Linked DNA regions of Homo sapiens: region 2 is linked to region 1. The links are chromatin loops, found by intact Hi-C in ENCODE. Cell type or tissue: endothelial cell of umbilical vein. All regions are shown on one strand. Links, peaks and the distances in the headings refer to the core of each region. The heading gives the core; the rest is flanking DNA.

What was found. Hi-C counts contacts between places; a loop is a spot of excess contacts. Peaks named below come from ENCODE experiments on the same cell type or tissue, not always from the same donor. Only the 100,000 strongest peaks of a DNase experiment are listed, where the experiment ranks them.
Region 2: it touches region 1 in a loop (18-fold over the local background); 13 of 110 quality-filtered maps call a loop at or near these places.

The regions. Positions count from the first base shown.
Region 1 is chr1:145,713,437-145,724,746 of GRCh38, forward strand. CD160 (CD160 molecule) reads left to right here and starts at 6,063. Exons shown (of 6, transcript NM_007053.4): 1 at 6,063-6,123. In endothelial cell of umbilical vein, for the core only: a CTCF peak has its summit at 7,911 (motif pointing left); no DNase peak of the experiment used is centred there; H3K4me3 peaks cover 286 bases; H3K27me3 peaks cover 391 bases.
Region 2 is chr1:145,588,083-145,599,392 of GRCh38, forward strand. It overlaps the pseudogene NBPF25P. Among named protein-coding and RNA genes, the nearest start is that of GPR89A, 14 kb to the right of the region's middle. In endothelial cell of umbilical vein, for the core only: no CTCF peak of the experiment used is centred there; no DNase peak of the experiment used is centred there.

The DNA.
Region 1 (11,310 bases), core at 3,311-11,310:
CAGGCATGAGCCACCACACCTGACCAATGATTGTCTTTATTATCCACTGAAGAAAGTACATTTTCTCCTCTAAAGCCCAAGTCAGCATGAGGATGGCACCATCCAGTTTGCCTTAGGGTAGAGTGCAGCCTCTGTGCCTCCAGACAACTGTAGAAGTGCCTGCAATTCCACTCAGCAGAGTATTTTTTTGCTAAGCACCCTTTGCTAAGTACTACCTATTCATTTCCTCTGGATCAATTGAAAATACCAGGGAGGGTAAATGTTAAATCTTTGATGGAAGAATGAGGCATCAAGACCTGGGACTCTTCGTGCCTGAGGGAAGGTTGAGAAAGAATGGCCATTGCCAAGTGTGGGAGACCAGTTTCCCCAACTTCTTCAGCCAAAGACAGCTTCGCAGGTGCCTTTCAGAGGAGCCCTGCACTGGGATTCACATAGTGTGGCTTGCAGGCAGCTCTCGGAGCAGCCCCACAGGCCTGGTCTCCCTTAGGAGGAGGCCTGGCCGCAAAGGAACTTGGTGTCCTCTATGACCGGAGAGGGACAAGACAGGCTCTATAGGACACCAAAGTAATTTGGGCACATTTTTCTATGCCTTCTGTTTTAAAAGACATAACTTGAGAGTACCTGGTGAGCCATTCACTACAGACTGGAAATTAGAATAGAGGCTGAGAGAGACATTTTTTTCCAGGCCTGCCCTGTCATCTTGATACCCAAACCCCTGAAGCTGCCACCTCTGTCTCCACAATAAAACAGCCCTGAGGTCAGGTGTGGTGGCTCGTGCCTGTAATCCTAGCACTTTGGGAGGCCGAGGCAGGTGGATTACCTGAGGTCAGGAGTTTAAGACAAGACTGGCTAACATGGCAAAACCCCGTCTCTGCTAAAAATACAAAAATTAGCCAGGCATGGTGGCACGCGCCTGTTGTCCCAGCTACTCAGGAGGCAGAGGCAGGAGAATCGCTTGAACCCGGGAGGCAGAGGTTGCAGTGAGCTGAGATTGTGCCACTGCACTCCAGCCTGGGTGACAAAGCGAGACTCTGTCTCAAAAAAAAAAAAAAAAAAAGCAAAACCAAAAAAACCCAGCCCTGACTCCCTCTCCATATTTTATCATTATTCTATTACCAACGACCCTGGGCTAAAGGCCAGCAGTGACAGTGGCTGGGACAGGGGCTGAGATGCCTGCACAGCTTTGCTGTATGTGCCTCTGGCTCTGAGGCTTGGTTTCCTTCCAGAAAACTGTTGGCTGTGCTAGGTGTCAGTTCACCCTTCTCCAGGGGAGAAGCTGGGCCTCGCACCAGCCCCTGGAGCCTCAAATGTGCTCCCTCACAGCCACTGGGGCTGCTCACCAACCATCACAGTAGGCCCTGAACTGGGCCAAGGTCAGAGTTACTCTCCCTCACCCACACTCCCCAAACTCACACATGCTAAGCAACAAGGGGAAATGTGACAGGAGAATGAGCTCTACTCTTTACATGCGGGTGTAGCCTCTGGCACCTTCGTGGCCTGGAAGTCTAACACAGTCCAGTGAAATGTAGAAATAGCTACAAAGCTAAAGTGACCTTTGGCTGCAGTGAACACACGAGACTTGGACTAAGCCGAGGCAGGTAGCAGGTCTGAGCCATGTATCTAACAAGGGAGACTGACAAACTGGACTCTGTTCAGAGAAGAGGAGAAAGGACAAACAAAATATTGGAACCGTGAAAGCACTAAAATAATTGTAAGAAATAATTGCAGGAGCTGGGGATATTTAGCCCAGAAAGGAGAAACTTTAGAATGATTAACTTTCTTCAGAGAGTTGATAGACTCCTGAGTAGAAAGGAAAACTAGGTAATGCTGGCCAGGCGCGGTGGCTCACGCCTGTAATCCCAGCACTTTGGGAGGCCGAGGCAGGTGGATCGCCTAAAGTCAGGAGTTTGAGACCAGCCTGACCAACATGGTGAAACCCCTTCTCTACTAAAAAATACAAAAAATTAGCTGGGCGTGGGAGCGGTGGCTGCAATCCCAGCTGCTCAGGAGGCTGAGGCACAAGAATCACTTGAACCCAGGAGACAGAGGTTGCAGTGAGCCAAGATTGTGCCACTGCACTCCAGCCTGAGCAACAGAGTGGGACTCTGTCTCAAAAAAAAAAAAAAAAGAAAAAAGAAAAAGAAAAAGAACACTAGGTAATGATACTAGCCCACACCTGAGTACTTTTATATGCCAAGCACCATGCCAATTGTTTTACACACTTTCTCATTTACTCTAAACAGCAGTTCTGTGATATAACTGCAATTATTATCCCCATTCCACAGTTGAGGAAAACACAGAAAGGTTGAATGACTTATCCAAGGTCACGTAGTAAGTGGAGTCAGGACGTAAATCCAGGCAGTCTGCCTCATGTGCCTGAGACTTGCCTGCCATCCATAGACATTTCCCATGTGGGGCCCTCAGCAGACTTCATTGAAAGTTAAAGGCAGGCAGGACTGACAGCAGCACAAGGAAGAATTTTACTGGAAGTATTCCACAAGGGATATTGTGTGGATACTTTGGGTGGTAGTGAGCTGCAGAACAGTAGACAGATTCAAGCAGAGGATGCAAGAGGTATTACCCTGAACAGTTCGCAAGGAGCATTACAGCAACAATAGCACCAGGGAACTTGTTAGGAATACAACTTCTTGGACCACCCCCACCCCTGCCCTGAGTCCCTGAATTAGAAACTCTGCAGCTGGGCCCAGCCATCCGAATTGTTCAAAGATGCCCTGCTGGTGATGTTAATACACGCTCAAGTTTGGGAAACACTGGCATGCAAGTGTCTGCACACTTCCAGGGACTGGAAGACTGCTGCAGTCTCTTCTGCTTCCAAAACCCCATAATTCTACAGAAGTAAGATGGAAATACAATTCAATGTCCACTCAGTTTTTCTTTGTCTTAATGTCGAGCACTTACTATTAGTATCTTGAAAACAATCTATCAGTTGCTAAATTGTGTAACTGGACTCATACACCTTAGACATTGAAAGGCCCACAGGATACATATTTGGGAGGCTGTGGATGACCAGGAGGCAGCCTATATTTCAGCCACCTCATTGCTTCACTGACTTCCAAACCAGCCCCATATGTCCCTGCTCCTTGCTGGTTCATACTGTTCCTCTACCCCTGCCTTTTGAAATCCTGCCTTCTTTCAAAGCTCAATTTAAATGTCACATTGTCCACACAGAGTGCCTAACACTGTCTGCGCCCACAGGGCAGTCTCCTTTTCTTCCTCCCAACCTCCCCTGCTTCCTGGGTTCTCTCTCACTTCTGGGGTACTTAGAGCTCTTGGTGCATTCTGCTTCTGCTTCATCTCACGGGAATGCAGGCCTCTCTCAGCAGTGTGCTCGCCTTGACAGCAGGCCCCATTCAGTCATCGTCAACCCCGCAGGGCCTGGCACACAATAACCTTGTGAGAAGCGACCAAAAGCAACATTTGCAGAAAACTGTGCATGCAACCGTTTGCAGGATGGACAGACACTACATGGCTGGTGAAAAGGAAGCGCGCTGCGATTCACTTTTGAGCCCTGAGGTCTTTGCAGAACTTTGAGGTTTTTTGCAATAACCAGTATGAATACATGTGTGTCAGCTAGTACTTAAGTGGCCCCAACCTCACTCACCCACAACTCTGGTTGCCTTTAACTTCTCTTCATGTTGCTAATAATCACTGTTTTACAGCTCCTGGATGATAAGGAATGCTGAGTGCTCTCAGAGCCAACCTTTGAAAGGTTCTCATAGACCCAAGGAGGGAGAAGTCTCCATTTTAGAGAGCAGAGAGGTCATCTGTTTGAACACTATCATAGAGACAGCAAATAAGGATACTGGGAGAGCAGAGACCAGGCCCAGTTTAGCAGTTTATGCCAGTGGGACCCAGTATCCTGTGGGCTGTGGTGGACTGGTCCTGTGACCAGGATGATGGTGAGACACTCCTCTTCCCAACATGGGTTCCCAACCCCCAGGCTCCCAGAATGGACTCATTCTGCAGTGAAAGCTAACACTTTGATGGAGTGAAGAAGTATTTCTTTTCTTTTTTCTTTTTTTTTTTTTTTTAGAGACACAGTCTCACTCTGGCATCCAGGCTGGAGTGCAGTGGCGCAATCACGGTTCACTGCAAGCTCCGCCTCCCGGGGGGTCACACCATTCTCCTGCCTCAGCCTCCCCAGTAGCTGGGACTACAGGCACCCACCACCAGGCCCAACTAATTTTTGTATTTTTAGTAGAGACAGGTTTCACTGTGTTAGCCAGGATGGTCTCAATCTCCTGACCTCGTGATCCACCTGCCTCGGCCTCCCAAAGTGCTGGGATTACAGGTGTGAGCCACTGCGCCTGGCTTGGAGTGAAGAAATATTTCTAATATCTGTCTCATTTGACGATGGCTTCAGTGGAGCCATCTGGGAGTTCTCAAACCCCAGAGCACCCTACTGTTTTTAGGACCACAGAGTACTACAATAACAGGAATAAGAAGGAAAAGAGAGTCTCTAGACTAGTTATGAAAAATTTTCCCCCACCCTCCCTCCACCCTTGAATTCCTGGGTAGCCTGGCACTGGGTGGCAATCATGACAGGTGTTCCTCCAGAACCGTGGGGCTTCCTGGTGTGCTGTGCCCTTTGGCACAGGGCCTGGCCCAGCCTTGCAGGACTTAGAGCCCAATGCTTCTAATTCTCAGACTAATGTTCCTGCCATCTAAGGGCACAACCCTAGAATTTAGGAACAATTGTAATCTCCCAAGCCATCACTGACCAAGGAAGAACAGAACAGAATAGAAATGGATGGGAAGCTGGGAGTGGTGGTTCAGGCCTGTAATCCCAGCACTTTGGGAGGCCAAGGCCAGAGGATTGTTTGAGCCCAGGAGTTCAAGAGCAGGCGGGGCAGCATAGGGAGACCTCATCCATACAAATCATTTTTAAAATTATCAACCGAGCGTGGTGGCTCACGCCTGTAATCCCAGCACTTTGGGAGGCCAAGGCAGGCAGATCACTTGAGGTCAGGAGTTTGAGACCAGCCTGGCCAACATGATGAAACTGTCTCTACTAAAAATACAAGAATTAGTCCAGCATGGTGGCAGGCTCTCGTAATCCCAGCTACTCAGAAGGTTGAGGCAGGAGCATCACTTGAGCCCAGGAGGCAGAGGTTACAGTGAGCTGAGATCACGCCACTGTACTCCAGCCTGTGTGACACAGCGAAACTCCATCTCTAAATAAATAAATAAATAAATAAATAAATAAATAAATAAATAATAAATAAATAAAAAGTTATCCAGGTGTGGTGGCGTACACCTGTGGTCCTAGCTGCTTGAGGGGCTGAGGTGGGAAGATCACTCGACCCCAGGAGGTCAAGGTTGCAGTGAGCCATGATTGCCCCACTGCACTCCAGCCTTGGTGACAGAGCAAGACCCTGTCTCAAAAAAAAAAAAAAAAAAAGGAAAGAAAGAAAAAAGAAAAAGAAAAAAAATGGGTGGGTGGGAAGATAAGGTCAGTCATTCATCCTCCCCCCACCACATCAGGACCATTTTGGTGCCCCCACTCGTTGCCTCCCCTGCTCACCACCACCCTCACCCAAGCCTTCTTGACAGCTCCCTGACCTTCTTCCCTTTCAGCCTGGAGCAGCTGTGTTCTCTGTCCTACTTCTAACCAAAACCTACTCTCAGGAGAAGACTTGGTACCTTTCTTTATACTTGAGAGGACATTCTGTCCTTTTATCTTCTAGTTATTCTATCATCAGTCCTTTCCTTATTATGAATTAGCAAATACAAAATCTTTGTTCCCCAGGGTAAAGAAAAGAATTTTAAGAAGTGGTTTTTCTTAGCCCCCTCAGCACCCTAGTCTATTTCTAACACCAAAAAGACAAAACAAGGGAGAGGAAAGGAGAAGGAGATGGAGGACCAGTTGCAGGAGAGAAAGGAGAAAAAAATCCACAGTGGGGGTGGCGGAAGATCTATGACTTCTAACAACCCATTCTGTGGTTTTCAAAGAGCGAATATAATAACAGCTATGAAAGTGTGAGCAATGACGAAACTGGAGAGATAGGGTTTTAACAAGATGCAAGGACAATCTGAGGACTGAGAGCCATTTCAACGTGAGCCCCCAGTCTGAGAACAAGAAAGAAGAACTTCTGTCTCGAGGTAAAAAGGCCTGCTGGGGACCTGGGGTCCAGGTGAAGGGATGGGATGGTTGACAGAACTGCTCAGGTGAGGACAGGCTTCTCATGAGGTCCCTGAGAAACTTGCCTTTTGGAGGGAAATGTCCTCTGCCCTCTGGAGCCTGGGGAGAAGGTTATTTCTGCCCGCCAGACCAGCATGCTCGCTTTTCTTCCATGGGCATTCAGGAATCCTGGCCCCATTCTGACATTCCTCAAATGGAGGAATTCCTCAAATTACCAGAGGAAAGTTACCAAAGTTTAGATCTGCTGGAGCTCTTCAAGGATTGGCCTGAGACAAGCCGGGAGGTGCCACGGGGCTTGGAGCTGGCCCTGTGAGGCACCTCCGGGGGAAGTTCATGTCCTAGGTGGTTCACGTCATGGACCTCTTGGAGGTCCGTGAATAGATTTATTCATGGGATTTGTGAATTGGGGGGAAAAATACATCTTTATTTTCACTAATCTTTAATTGAAAGTCAGCACTTGCTTCAGTTATGAATGTAGACAATGAACCACAATAGAATTTGCCATCAATAGAAAACACAAATATTTTCAAATCTCATTACAGTTTTTATAGATTTCTCCAAATGTCCTTAACGCTCAGCACTACTACAGAATTACAACAGTTATTAGGCTGATGTCAAATCTAAAGAAGCATGTGTACTGCTCTACCACACATTCTTCTAATGTTTTGACAACTGTCTTGTCATAATTTGTTCCCTTTATTATCCCATGTATCTTATTAATTTTTAAATGTTGTTCTGAGAAGGGACTCCATATGCCTTCCCAGACCACCAAAGAGGTCCATGGCGCCTTTATGTCAGGCACCTGCTTTGGTGTGTTGAGCAGGAAGCCTGAGATCTCAGACAAGAGCTTCAAGGGCCCCCCAGCCCAAACCTCTGTCTACTAACAAGTCTGGTTCTACTTTAAGGCAGTTGGGGTTGTGGAGATTGAAAAAGAAGCCCCTTCACAGCTGCAAATGAGATCTTTCTGGGCATCTTTTTCAGTGTCGTGGGAGATCTGTATACAGAGGTATTTGTGGAGCTCAGAGCTGACCTTCCAGCTCCTCTGAGAGGTTAGATCCGGGCTCCGGTGGCAGAGGAAATGGAGACTCTTCCTTGCCCTCTTGTCCCCACCCTCCCCAGAAAACCTCTGGCAAAGCTTTATGTGTCATCTAACCGTCACCACATTCCTATGAGGTAGTTTTAAACACAAGAGGAATGTGAGGCTGAGTGAGGTCCAGCAATGTGCTGGTCACACAAAGCTTGGATTTGAACCCAGGAGTCCACAAGACTCCAGGACCGCCTCCGAAGGTGCGGGAGGGAAGAGTTTCCCGCCGTCTGTGAGCTGTCGCCTGAGAGAGGCACCGAGCCCTGGGGCCACCAGCGCAGCTCAGGAGCCCCGGGGACCATCAAAGATGAGGATGCCAACTCCACGGGCACCCTCCCCCCTGCCCGCGCTGGGGCTCACAACGTTTTAAGAGGGGAGACCCGCCCCTGGCGTGTAGTGGGCCCGGAAAATTCCCAGACTTCTCACGACCACCCGCTCTCCCCTCTGTTGAGGGCCAGGTGCCGCTCTAGTACATGCTGCGTCCCCAGGACCCACCAGGCCCAACTTTGCACCCCCTCATCTCCCCTCCTAGTTTAGACTTTCCCTGGCTAGCCCCCATGCTCGCTGGATGGCCCATGGCTGGAGTGACGCGGGCCAACGCGGGGCAGGTAGGGGGTCACTCGGCTTTGGCTGAAAGGCAGCGCCCTCTAGCGGCCAGAGTGCGAAATCAGCGCCGCCGGCTCCGCGCTGCCCCGCCTGCATCACAACAGGGTGCTCCCCTCCCGGGCACCAAGGTCACTTCCCAGAGCATCCTTGCCCAGTGACCTCGCTGCCCCCCAGCGCTGGTGAGGGGCCCACAACAGACTTACATGCTCTTCTTCAACTCGGCCCTAGGCACCGCGAAGTCTGGCCACTCCAGCGGAGTGACCAGCTGCATCAGCCCCTCCCGCCTGTCCTCTCTCTCCTTGGAAGCGGTCCCTACCCTGCGCCCCTCCCATCCCGCTGCACCAGTCCCTTAGGAAACACGCCTAGAGAAGGGACACGACCTTGTCAACATTCCACAGCTACCTAGTGCGGAGCCAGGACTGGAAGCCAGATCTCCTCAGCCCATTCCCCACCTTAATTCACCCACCGTATTCTTTAGTCACCAGCTCCCGAGAGCCCACAAACAACTATGAAGGCCTAACTTCATTGCCATCTTGCAGCCTTTCCACATCCCTCATCCAGAATTTCTCCTGTGCTGCCCCTTGACACTTTATGACCTTATTACTTAGTACAGTCGTTCTTGTGTTAACAGCTGTTCGTGAATGGATGAGCGGCTGTGAGGAGAGGGACAAAGGGGACTCCAAGAGAAAGACTCTCATAACTTGGGTTAGAGTCCTGCTCCCCAACTTAGGAGCTGTGATTTTAAGCAAGTCACAAGTCCCCTCCAAGCCTCTATATGCTTCGTACAAATAATAAATTTTAGAAAATAATAATGGCTTAGTGTTTTATAAGGACTAAACACAGTCTTGCAGGTAGATGTGCCTGGAACACTGTCCATTGATTCCAATATAAGAAAGCATAAAACTAATCATAGCTATCATTTATTGAGCCCTTACTCTCTGCCAGGCACTGTGCTAAGTAATTTACATAGGTGACCTCATTTGACCCTCACAACCCAAGGAAGAGAATATTTTGTCACCATTTTATAGGTCATTAAGAGATTAAGAAACTTGCCCAATATTACACAGATAGTTAAGTTTCAAAGCCAGATCTGAAACATCCTGGTCTGACTCTAGAGACCATTTAACCACTAAAACGTCCGCCTCTGCTGTGTTAGTGATCTCTCTGTGCCCCATGGTGTCTGACACATTATAGATGCTCCGTGTTTCTGAAATATGTCTATTTATTAAAGGCTGAGCATAGCGCCTGGCCCAGGAGCCTAAGAAACTTGACCGAGTCATGCAACTATTAAGTTTTTTTTGTTTTTATTTTTGTTTTTTCGAGACAGAATCTTGCTCTGTCGCCCAGGCTGGAGTGCAGTAGCGCGATCTCAGCTCACTGCAAGCTCCGCCTCTCGGGCTCACGCCATTCTCCTGCCTCAGCCTCCCGAGTAGCTGGGACTACAGGCGCCCGCCACCACGCCCGGCTAATTTTTTGTATTTTTTTTAGTAGAGATGGGGTTTCACCGTGTTAGCCAGGATGGTCTCGATCTCCTGACCTCGTGATCTGCCCACCTCGGCCTCCCAAAGTGCTGGGATTACAGGCGTGAGACACCGCGCCCGGCGCCACTATTAAGTTTTAGGACCAGGATTTGAACACAAACACTCTGGCTCTAGAGTCTACGCTTTTTAACCATAATTCTGGGCTGAATGAATAATTGCAATCCTTCTTTGTCTTCCTCTTTGAATAAAATGATTTGTCATTTTATTCATTTATCCTCTTTGTCACTTAATATTCCATGTTTCAAGAGTCACCAGGACATTCTGGTGTAGCATGAAGGTATGATAACACAGGAGAAGGAACAAGGAGAGGTCAAGGCTAGGAAAGGACATTGGGGCCATACCATGAGCTGCTGCTGGGATGTTTTATTAGGATTGTGACAAATGTATAGATAAGTACAGAAGAATTTAACAATCGTCTCTACTTAGATTTTCTTTTATGTTCCTTAATAGTACTGTATAGTTTGTATCCTATAGGTCCTATTCGGAATGTTGTTACATTTTTCTGGACATTTGATGGGTTTTTTGGTTGCTATAATGAATGGAACTTTTCCTTCTACCATATTTTCTGACTAATAATTATATCCAGGAAAATTTTTAATCTTATGTATTAATAAGTACCTTATTAAATTGTATGTATATACACTAATTTAGTTTATTGTTTTATACAAACTATAATTACATAACATTCTATTCTGTGGATCTGCAATAATTTATTCAACCATTCTCACCAGTGGGTCTTCACCTGTTTCCTTTTTTTATGGGGGCAGGAAGGCGACAAAGTTTTGCTCTGTTGCCCAGGCTGGAGTGCAGTGGCGTGATCTTGGCTCACTGCAATCTCTGCCTCCCAGGTTCAAGCAATTATCCTGCCTCAGCCTCCTGAGTAGGTGGGATCACAGGCACCTGCTACAACACCCAGCTAATTTTTGCATTTTTAGTAGAGCCAGGGTTTCACCATGTGGGCCAGGCTGGTCTCGAACTCCTGACCTCAGGTGATCCGCACGCCTCCCAAAGTGCTGGGATTACAGGTGTGAGCCACCACACCTGGCCTTCACCTGTTTCTATTTTTTTGGTATTATAAAAAATGCTGCAGTGAATATCCTTGTACATCTATACTAGCACACTCATGCTTTTATTTCTGTAAGCTATAGCCAAAGGGACAGGGTATGTGCATTTGAAATGTTAATATATAATGAGTATTCCCCCAAAGCTCCGTAACAATGTATAGTTCTACCTAGAGTGAATGATTGCACATATTTCTTCTTACCCTTACCAAAATTTGATTTATCTTTTAAATTTTTGTTCACTTAACAGGTGGTAATTCTGAAATTCTGAACTCTGAATTTTTAATTTGTACTTCCCTGAATACTTGTAAAACTGAAAAACTTTTTATTGCATTTCGTCTTTTGTGAACTGCCTATTCAGATACTCTTTTATTGTTTCTAATAATTCTCAATTAAGTTTCTTGGGTTTTCTAGATGTAAGTTATATCACATATAAATAGTAATAAATTTGCCTTAAGATTTCCAATATTTATACCCTTTGCTTTATTTTCTTGTCTAAATATAATGGCAAACACTTTCAGAACAATGTGAAATAACAGAAATAATAGGAAGCATCTCTGCCTTGCTCCTAATATTAATAGAAATTATCCCATATTTTACCATTAAATATGATGCTGCAATTTTATCTGAGATATACATTTCTCCATTATATTGAATAGTATTCATCCATTACCATTTTACTTAGGATTTTAGTGGGAATTAATGTAAGATGTTATCAGAAGGTAATATTGACTTTCTTTTTTATCCAGTAGTATGTTAATTAATAGATTTCCTAATATTAAATCATCCAAGAATTTCTAAAAATGAAACCTTATTCCATTTGTCATGGTGTATTATATTTTTAATATCTTGTAT
Region 2 (11,310 bases), core at 1,412-9,411, 130 kb before region 1:
AACCAGGACTTTATATTGCCTAAGGTGAGACGGTAGAGAAAATTTAACAGTGAAAAGCGTTGAGTGATCCGTTCAAATATTGCAACAGAGATTTCTGAGACAACGTTCCCAAGGAGACCTTCAAGCAGAAGGTCAGCACATGTTGAAAGGAATGTCTGTGGCCAAGAGAAAGAACAGAAAATGGTCTACAGGCTTTCCCTGTATCAGAGAGGGCTCCTGCAAGATCCTCGATGATGTTCCATTCATCTTTCTCTTCTGTAAACAAAAGTAGGTGTCTTCCTAATTCTGTTTCAAAAAGACATCCTTTCAGTTCCTCACTCTGGCCATGGACATTTCCATGTGAAAATACACATAGTGCATCTTGCGGCCACTAGATACAAAGCCATGTACAGAAATGAGGCCAGATGCAGATGGGGCGAATTGAAAAGACGAAAGAAGAAAAGAATGACAGGGTCGAGAAGGCAACATTGATTGAGTGAAACAATGAGAAGCCTCAGTCAGTCAGGAGGTGATTCTCACTAAGGGTAAGTGGGGTGGTGATGGCACACCATTTTGAGTATACTGAATGCTGCTGTGTGGTTCACACTCCTTTGGTTAATTTTGTGTTATGTAAATTTCACATCAACAATTACTTGTTTGAAAAAGAGAAAACAAGGCTCTGAGAAACAACTGCAACCCATACATTTTTATTATCCTTCTTCTCTGTTTGATAAATATTTGTGTGTAGCAAACCTGCCATGGCAATTCCTGCCCTTCTCCTGACCCAGCTTAGCTCTTACGTCTCCCCACCGAGCTACTGTACTTCAGAGATTTACACACCTGCCCCCCTGCCTGCCCCCATGGGGTCCCCTCACCTAAGCTCCTCAGCTTGCTTGAGCTGCTCTGCAAGCATCTCCTCCTTGAACTGTCGCTCATTCCTCAGCATAGATTTTATGAGGTCTTTGCACTCTTCATATTCTGAGAAAAGACAGACACGCCTGCATCAGTGCAAGGCTGGACATGCTGCTGTGGTCATTCCCTACAGGACAGGAGCCAGGTCCATCCCAAGGACAAAACTCTCCCCAGTACCAGGGTCTAGACAGGGATTTCCACATCTTTACTCTTCAGTCTCCTGACTTTCTGGCATCTGATCCTCCAAAATTTAGAGATGAAGAAAGAGAACCTCAAGGGCACATCAAGGAAGTTGACAAGATGATTCAACCACAACGAAGTGGAGTCAGAATTCTCAGCCCCTGAGGTCTGACTCTGAATTCGGGGCCACTTTCCCAAGACTTGCAGCCTCTCCTCTAAAACACTGCACTGGGGCATGAAGTAGTGATTTCTTGTACAGTCGGGAAGGCCCCTAGGACTATGGGACTGATGGTTTCCCTTTTACTGGGAATTTCAAGGACAAGTATGTGAAAGATTTTAAAAATCTTTGATTTTTAAATCATATTTTCAGTTATGATTTTAAGAATCATATCTGAAGCATAAAGTGTGAGACATAAGACCATAAGGCCATGAAGGAAATATGCCCAAATTCTTTATTAGTATGAGAGGCAGCATTAAGATTTAGATTCGTTGTGTTAATTTAGAAACAGCATAAGATTAGTTTGTGTTAATTTAGAAACATCAGAATGAAGAACTAATAGATAGTGTTTACACTGTGCCAATTAATGTTCAAGGAGATTGACAGGAAATACCTCATGTAATTCATTGCAGCAATTTACAGAGGTAGGTATTATTGTAGTACCCTCTGAACAGATGAGGAAACTGAGGGACAGACAAGACAAGCAACTTGGATGGAGCCCAGGAGACAGGCTGAGGGTCCCTGCTTTGCACACTGCACTGCTGCTTCCACACATTCTCGGGTGTGATCTTTCTTCCTCTTTAGGAACAAGAGCCTGTGCACCAGGAAGCAGGACTTCACTCTCACCAAGGTACTCTCTGCTTTTTATTTTTATTTTTGTTTTATTTATCTTTTTGTTTGTTTGTTTTTTGATGAGTCTTGCCCTGTCACCCATGCTGGAGTGCAATAGTGCAATCTTGGCTCACTGCAACATCTGCCTGCTGGGTTCAAAGGATTCTTCTGCCTCAGCCTCCCGATTAGTGGTGATTACAGTTGCCCGCCATGACGCCCATCTACTTTTTGTATTTTTAGTGGAGATGGGGTTTCTCCATGTTGCCCAGGCTAGTCTCAAACTCCTGACCTCGTGCTCTGCCCGCCTCAGCCTCCCAAAGTGCTGAGATTACAGGAGTGAGCCACATTGCACGGCCCCTACTCCCTGCTCTTGATGCTGTCACTTATAGATAGCACAGGTTCTATTAGGAGCAGACTCCTCTTGAAGCCCCTCAGAGCAGGTACTGGGTACTATCACCAAGTTCCCCTCAGAGTCACTAGAACACAGCTTTGCCTGTTGGGCCTCAACAGAAACTTGAACTGAATAAAATTTCACTAGTCCTAGACATTTAGAACAACAGACTACATGTTATTTGTCTGCAGGATCTTATAAGGTACAGAGAGGATTCTTGAAAACATGATTGAGCCTCTTGGAGAAAATAGGTCATTCTGTGCCTGTGTCAGAAATCAATAAATGGCAGTTTACCTCTAGTCCCACCCCCATCTGATTGCAAACATGGAAAGTTGCTAAATACTTTGGTACCTCTGTCTTCCAACTTTAACAAAATGTTAAAATACCCATTTCTGTTTTCCTAGAAGTACAGGAAGGATGAAATTCTTTTTGATGGAGAGAGCATTTAGTGTCTCAGAGAGAAGACAGGACATCATTCATCACTTTCATGATGGTGAGCCTATAGATCTTACTGTATTTCTTCTGTCGGTTGGCCAGGAAGCCGGCCAGTTGAGTTACAAAACATTTCTCTTTGAGGTTTCTGAACTGCTGTTTGTTCTCTGCCAGCTGGGGGCGCAATTTCTCGTTGATTTCTAGAATGTTCATCTCTGCCTTCTCGCTGGACCAAGGGCCGGCTGATACCACCATGCTGATGTTTGTGGCAGAAGAGGTGGAGTCAGGGACTGGGGAGAAGAAACCCAAACATATGATGGGTTAAAAACTGGTGAAATCAAATCGGTTTAATCAGGACTGAGGGATGTCAGTAACTGAAATTCTTAACTTATTGTTGTGAAAAATGTGATCACTCCCCACAGCACTTTAGGATCCTTCACCACAAAAACAAGGTTCGAGGTGCCTCAACTCAGAGCTGAAAGCACTGCCAGTAGCTCAGACTCTGATAAGAGTGAGGTAGATTGTGGCCAGCGTGCCAGGTAACCGTCTGCAGTTGCAATAACAGAATTAGAAGGTGGGGGTGTCATGGAATCTTAGGAGCCCTGCATTCCAATTGCCCAGGCTTTGCTGAAACACAGGCACCCTAGTCTCACCTGAGGGTCACCACCAATGGGGATCATTCCTTCAGCATTCACTCTCAGTATTCGTGTACCCTTGTGACAATGCCACAGACCCGTGTCTTTCCCACTACATCTAAGCATATTCCTCACTGTTTATCTCTTGTCTGTACAACATCATCAAGGCAGAAACAGTTTCCCAACAGGTTATATTTTCTTAATGGTAGTCATGAAGTCACCCCACCTGCTCTCAGTTAAAACAGAGCTTAAGGCTTTTCCACAGGTGTAAGATATCAAACTTTTAGCCTGCCCTGATATCCTCTGGGTCTTCTGCAGTTTTTTCTGTATCCACTAGAAAGTGAATGAATAATTCATTTTTTTAAAATGTTTTCTTTCCTGTCTCAGTATTCTTGCTGCTGCATCCCATTGTTAGATTGATTTCTTCTTTCTTACTGGGGCACCTTCTTGGGTTTTCATTACATTCTAGACCAGTTTGACATCCCTACATCCAAAGCTCTTCCTCTATGTGGGTTGATTTGTTTTTTAATGTCACTGAGCACTACATTTTATACTTGTCACTTATAGATGTCATTCTAGTGCCACAAGACCTCTTTTCAAGGTATCAAGTGATCAAAGTCATTTATATAGAGGTCTCCTGAAAAAATGTGTGACCATCTATCTTGGGAAGTTTTGTAAACCTGATGCTATTTTGCTGTTTCTATTTTGTTTTCCCATATACTGAAAAGAACAGGGCCACGGGCAGTTCTTATGGAATATGGTTCGATATATATTTTGTTGAGATGACCTAACACCATTGATTTTGGGTTGCATTCCACTAACAGAACATGGCAAGATCAAGGTTATGGTCAGGGTTGGTTGGTGATCCTCAGTGTTGCTGTGCAGTAGAAGGTGAGTTTGAGGTGAGAGGAACAAGTAGGAAAGAGTGATCCCCTGAGCCACCTCTTTGCTTTCTCAGCTTTCATCCCCACCTAGGTTTTGTGAGCCTGGAACTTGAGAGACTGTTCTGTAGCCCAGGTCTCCTAAGATTGCCTGCTGGGCTTGCCTGAGTTGAGGGTGCAGTGGGTTGATGCTTTGAGATGTATCAAAAGCTTTAAGTCAATGTATTTTCTAGGGTCTGGAAGACCTGACATTCTGTGTCAGAATGAAAATCTGTCAAGTTTCTAAATGAAAAAACTGCAGGTTCACAAAGTGACATGGGTTACTTGAGGTCACAAAGGGATGAGTTTTCAGCACTGCCAATAAAAGCAATCACAATAATTATTCAGTAATTATTCATAGGATCCATAGAATCCAGTAAATATTCACATATTTAGTAATTATTCATCGACCAATTCATACAAGGCATTTTGCTCAAAACTGTGTTTATATTTGGACATTGTATCTTCATCATAATCCTTAAGGTAATGCTATTATCCGTAAGTAACAATTAAGAAACCTGAAGATGAGGGATAGCTAATCATGTATTTGGCCATATTTCCATTTTTTGGTTTTTGTGATGCTGGAAGAATGACCAGAATGAGTCACGTGAAGAGTATTCATTCCTGTATTATTTTCCAGGACAGAGGTGTGCCCTTCTAGAGTACTGGGACCAAAATTCAGAAGTGTCTGAAACCTTGCTTTAACAGTATGGGAAATAACCTCTATCACCTGGAATTTCCCTGGAACTTTGGAATATACAAGAGAAGTATGAGACGTGGGTCTTCCCTTGGCTGTGTTTAATTCACTCTTCTATGGAATACCAATGATTCTCACTAAGACTTTTGCCTTTTTATAACCACAATGTATGTCTTATGGAGAAGATTTTACACTTTGCTCTATTTAGAAAGAATAACTATGAGCAATGGTTTAGGTTTTATGCCCTGGACTTCATATTTTTCTGATTTCTGTTTTGAGATTAAATTCTCATGTAAATAGAAAAATACTTATTATTTCTCATCAGGCCAAGTTTGTTATCAGCTTGAGTTTTTGAAGATGAAGCACAAACTTTTGATTTTATCTTTGTCCCCATCAGCTCCACTCATTGTCTCTCAGTATGACCTGGACTTGCCCCTGCATTTACCCTCATCCTGCTGAGCCATCTCCATGCACTGTCCAATTCCATCAGTGATTCGGGGTCCTCCCAAGGCTCCCTGAAATGTGCACAGGGATCAGGATGTCAGACACATTCCAGACACAAAGGCAACCCATACTGTAGAGTGAGCAGCTGTGTTCCCACTTCCCTAATGTTCCAGTGATGTCCTCAAACTGAAGGGAACACTTTCCCTTTTTAAGGGTCTGTTCTTCATGTCTCAATGCCTCTGATCTAGTGAACACAACTGTCCTGAAAGTGAAAGAACCTGCTAAATTTCGGGTTTCTGGTTAGTTGGCTAGAATAAGTTTATAAGACTTCCTTACTTACCTATGACTGCTGACGTTTGAATTCTTAGCAGTATGATTCCTTTTCTTGTAAGCTGAGCAGCTTAGGAAAGATTGGCCATGTTGCTGTGCAAAAAGAGGTAAATTTAATTTCTACTCAAAGCATGCTTGAATTTGGAACTAGGGCTTCCACTCTTCCAAAGTTGGACTGTCACTACCTCAGGCATGTGTCCCAAAAGGCTCATGTCTCTGTTGTACTCAAAGTTCAAATGGAGCCCAGCAAGCCAGATCTCCTTTACTTCTAGGTTCCCTCAACAGTTTCTCCTCTGCTTTAGAGACTGCCTTGAAAATATTCTTGTCCTGCTGTTGTGTTTTGGCTTTGGAATGATGTGATGCAGCTCAATGGGTCCTACCCCCAAGTTGATCAGAGTAAGAAACAGCTGGGAAAGTCAGTGCAAATACAAGTTCATCGTCCTCCTTGCAGGGATTCTGATTCAGAGGGCTCAGGTGGGGCCTGGAATGTGTTTGTTAACATGACTCAGATGTGCAGTCAGTTTGGGGACCCGCTGATACCATCGACCTTATAGTTTTTGGGATGATTCTTTCTGTTTTGCTGATGAAGAAACTGAGGCATAGACAGTCTGTAACTTACCCAAGTTCCCCTTGCTGTAAGTCCTGGAGCCGGATCTCAGGTGGAGCAGCCTCTTCCCCATCCCCTTCCCACATTTTCCAATTCAGCTGGGTCAATTCTTTCCAAGTACGTGTTTCTCTCCCCTATAAGTCATTTCTGAAAAAAGGAGAACTGGACTTTAACTTCTTTCATCTAATACATTTCCTCACAACATGCTGCCAGCATCATATTCTGGCCTCTTACTATTAAAGTGAGATGCCTTTTTTTTGTTTTTTTTTTTTTTTTTTTTTTTTTTTTTGAGACAGGGTCTTGTTCTGTCACCCAGGCTGGAGTGCAGTGGTGATTATAGATCACTGCAACCTTGAACTCCTAGGCTCAAGCGATCCTCCTGCCTCAGCTTTCCAAGTAGTTGGAACTCTAGGCACACATCACCATTTCTGGCTAATTTTTTATTTCTCATGGAGACAAGGTCTTGCTATGTTGCTCAGGCTGGTTTTGAACTTCTGGCCTCAAGCGATCCTCCCACCTAGGCCTCCAAAAGTGCTGGGATTACAGGAGTAAACCACTGAGCCTGGCCCTGAAATGCTTTTTTTTTTTTTTTTAATGAAAATACAAGGCATGGAGATGGGGAAAGACACCTTGCTTTATTACTGTTATTATTTCTATAGTATAATTCATATATCACAAAAATCACCATTTTTAAGCATATATTTCAGTGTCTTTTACCATATTCCAAAAGTTCTGCAACCATCACCACTACCTAATTCCAGAATATTTTCATAATGCCAAAAAGCATGCCTGTACCTATGGGCAGTCACTCTCCAATTCCCCCCTTCTTGCAGTCTCTGACAACCACTAATCTACTTTCTCTATATAAAAATGTAATTGTTCTGGGCATTTCCTCTATATGGGATAACAAAGTGTGGCATTTTGCATCTGCTTCTCAGCATTTTTTTCTCAAGTTTCATCCTTTTTAGCCTGCATCAATACTTCAACTTTTTTATGGCCAAATGATATTCCACCATATGATTATACCACATTTTGTTTATTCATCAACTGATGGTGGTTTAAGATGTTTCCACTTTTTAACTATTATGAATAATGCTGCTATGAACAGCTTTGTACATGTTTTTGAGTGAACATCTGTTTTTCATTTTCTTGGTTATAAACCTAGGAGTGCAATTGCTGCATCATGTCACTTTATGTTTAACTTTCTTTTATGTTTAACTTTTTGAGGAACTTACACACTGTTTACCAACTTCAGTGGCTATGCCATTTTACATTCCCACTAGTAATATATGAGAATTCCATATTCTCCATAACTTTCCAAACATGTGTTGTCTTTATTTTTTCTTAAGTCATACTAGTGGGTGTGAAGTGGTATCTCATTTTGATTTAAATTTACATTTTCCTAATGATGAAAAACATCGAACATCTTTGCATGTGCTTCTTGGCCATTTGTGTGTTTGCTTTAGAGAAACCTCTACTCACAGATTTTTTCCCATTGTTAAATTTGGTTGTTTGTCGTTTATTGCTCAGTTATATGAATTCCTTATATACTCTAGGTACTAGACCCATGTCAAATATATAATTTGGAAATAGTTCTCCCATTATGTGGATTATCTCTTCTCTTCCTTGACATTATCCTTTGAAGCATGTAAGTTTTTTATTTTAGTGAAGTCCATTTATCTATTTATTTTTGGGTTGTTTGTGCCTACTTAAAAAATGTCTAATCCAAAGTCACAAAGATTTGTACCTATGTTTTCTTCAAGACATAGTTTTTTGAATGAGAACTTTCCTGGGTTTTACTGGAGGGCGGACATTGTTTATTTATGCCTCCTGTCCATTACCGATGTTTCTCCTGATTGTTATTCATATGCTCACCACCCCTCCATGGAGCATCCCATGGCCTGTGACAGAGCTCTGGGGACTGATATCCTTCCACTGACTTTGGCGCCGGTGAGAGCCCTGGTCATGTGATTCAGCTTGGCCTTAACCCGACCCAGTTGCACATATTCCTCAGGGCCTTTAGAGTTGAAGTCGAGAGCCTCTCTGAGAATGCTTGCCAGCCCATGCTGTTCTAAGGCTGGAGCAAACTTCCTCAGTCTATTCCAGAGAGAGGGGACTGCAGGGGTGGGACTCATTCAAGACATCTCTGGTGTTAGAAAGTAGACCTGTTTCAGGGTTTGGGGAAGATTGTTCAAAATGAACTAGGTTCTCTCTATTTTTACTGTATGTGTGACTTCTTTCCAGAAACAAAGGAAGAATATTTATGTTAGAACATTTTGTCTATTCTTTGTCAATTGTTGTTTGTCTACAATTTTAATGGATAAAGGAGAGCTCAGTGTAAATATATTCTTAAGAATTATGGTTCATGCCCACTGCCATGCAATCATATTTAAATCTATGAACTGGCCGGACGCGGTGGCTCACGCCTGTAATCCCAGCACTTTGGGAGGCCGAGGCGGGTGGATCATGAGGTCAGGAGATCGAGACCATCCTGGCTAACATGGTGAAACCCCATCTCTACTAAAAATACAAAAAATTAGCTGGGTGTGGTGGCAGGCGCCTGTAGTCCCAGCTACTCAGGAGGCTGAGGCAGGAGAATGGCATGAACCCAGGAGGCAGAGCTTGCAGTGAGCTGAGATTGAGCCACTGCACTCCAGCCTGGGTGACAGAGCGAGACTCCATCTCAAAAAAAAAAAAAATCTATGAACTATCCTGTTACTTAGGTATTATCCTGCTCCTGATGAGAAAACAAACTCAGAAAGATTGCAAAATTTCCCTAAGTCACAAAACTAGTGAGGAGAGGAATAAGAATTAGATATCAGTTCCTTTTGGCCTTCAAAGCTAACCGTGTACCATTAGATCAAACTGATTTACATACTTTTGCTGGAATTAGTCTCAGAGTTTGTGGTTCTCACTTGATTTTCCCAAGGGAACTGTGTGCCACTTTAATATCATTTCAAACTTTGAAATTTAAAACTTTTTTATTATACTTTTTTGTCTTTGTAGAATTGATCAAGCAGAAGAAAAAATTAGAAGCCGTCATCTGAGGATAATGTGTGGTCATGACCCCTTCGGCCAGGACAGTTTTTGTGTCCTCTTTTTTTCTTTTCCTCCAGTGTCTGTTTCTCTCTGACACTCAGCTTTCCTGAAAACTGTTTAGTGTTTCTAATTCAGCCAAATTTTCACGTTGTATTTTTCTTTCTCATCTGCTGCAGTTTTCATCTTTAAACTAGCCAGATCGGTAGATGGAAGAAACAATGAGGTACCTCCAAAATTGAGTTAGATCAATGTAACCAACAGAAAATGATGAGATTAGATAAACACAAGTGACCTGAGCCAGTGGAATATAACTTAACAATTAAAAAACTCAATGATATCTATAAGGCAGACATTATGACAGGGAATGTCGTTATGATATTACAATTGTTCATCTCTCTATGATCTCTCACATCAGAAGGTCAATTTTCTCCAGTTTTTTTTTTTTTTTTTTCATAATTGCTTCAGCCTAAGGCACTAAATTCTAGGACAACTCTATATTTTTCTTGAATTATAGATTACTTGTCTTCCTTTAAATATTTTTTAGAAATTTACTTATCCAATAGTCAAAGAGGATTCTTCTTTACATTTTTATTAATTCTGTTGACATAATTTTATTGTGTCTAGTCAGGTCCTATACATATCCTGGGATGGATGAGATTCTCAGTTTTATAGATAAGTAATAGATAGGGAAAATAACAACTAGACAGAGAATAACCTGGAGTCTCTGGAAGGTTTCAGAGACATGAGAAGAAAACAATTAAGACCAAAAGTAAAAGAATGGCATAATTTCAAAAAATCTTTACTTAAAAATAAAAATTATTTAAAATCTGTTTTGTACTCTCAAAAAAAAGGTTAAAGAAAACATGGACTCTATAAAACAATAGATGAAACACAAGATAATAAGGTACTAGATTGAATTGTAAAAGGAGCTGGCAGAGTTAAGAAACAGAGCCACAGCAGAATTTAAGAATAAAGAGCAGAATTAGCAATACATAATACCAAATCAATTTTGTAAAGAATCAATATCAGAAATTCTCCCAAATGCCAAAAGAAAGGACAAAGAGATGAAAATTATCCAAGAAGAAATAACAGATATGGAGGAAAGACAATAAAAATCCAACACATAGATATCAATGCTCCTGAAGAAAAGTCAGGACAAGTGAACCATAAGCTCTAAAGATACAATAGAAGGAAATTTTCTTGAGCTGATAAAAGACCTGACATTGCAAATTGGAAGGGACTCATCATGCACCAGAAAAATCTAGATAAATTTTGATTTGCAAGTATAAAGACATAATTCTATAATTTAGAAATGTAATGGAACAACCCCTGCGATGGTTTTTGTACCACTGTTTAACAACTATGTTTTCACATTCTTGTCTGCTTGTGAACAGAGAGTAGGATCATACCTCTCTCAATAGGAGGTGAGGCTTCCTTGAAGATAATAGATATTTCAAATGTCAACTGCTGAAAAGAGAAAGATTCTAAGATGAGAAAAGAGAATTTGGAAGGTGGGCCTTAAACAGGAACAAGAGGGAATTCCTTTCTCTGAGCCTCATTCTCTTGAGCCTGCAATCCAAAGAGTCATAATATGCTCACTAGTACTTCCAAAAAAGGAAGGGATAATGGCATCTGCCATATGGAGGCAAGCTAGGAACTAAGTTGGGGAGTTAATGAGTTAATACAAGTCAAGATCTTAAAACAGTACCTGGCACATAATAAGCACTCCACAAATATTAGCTATCATCACCTTCATAATTATTATTATATGTGATATGATTACCGTAATTTAGCATAGCCTTATTATTATTATTATTTTTGAGACAGTCTTGCTCTGTCACCCATGCTGGAGTCCAGTGACACAATCTCAGCTCACTGCAACCTCCACCTCCCGAGTTCAAGCAATTCTCCTGCC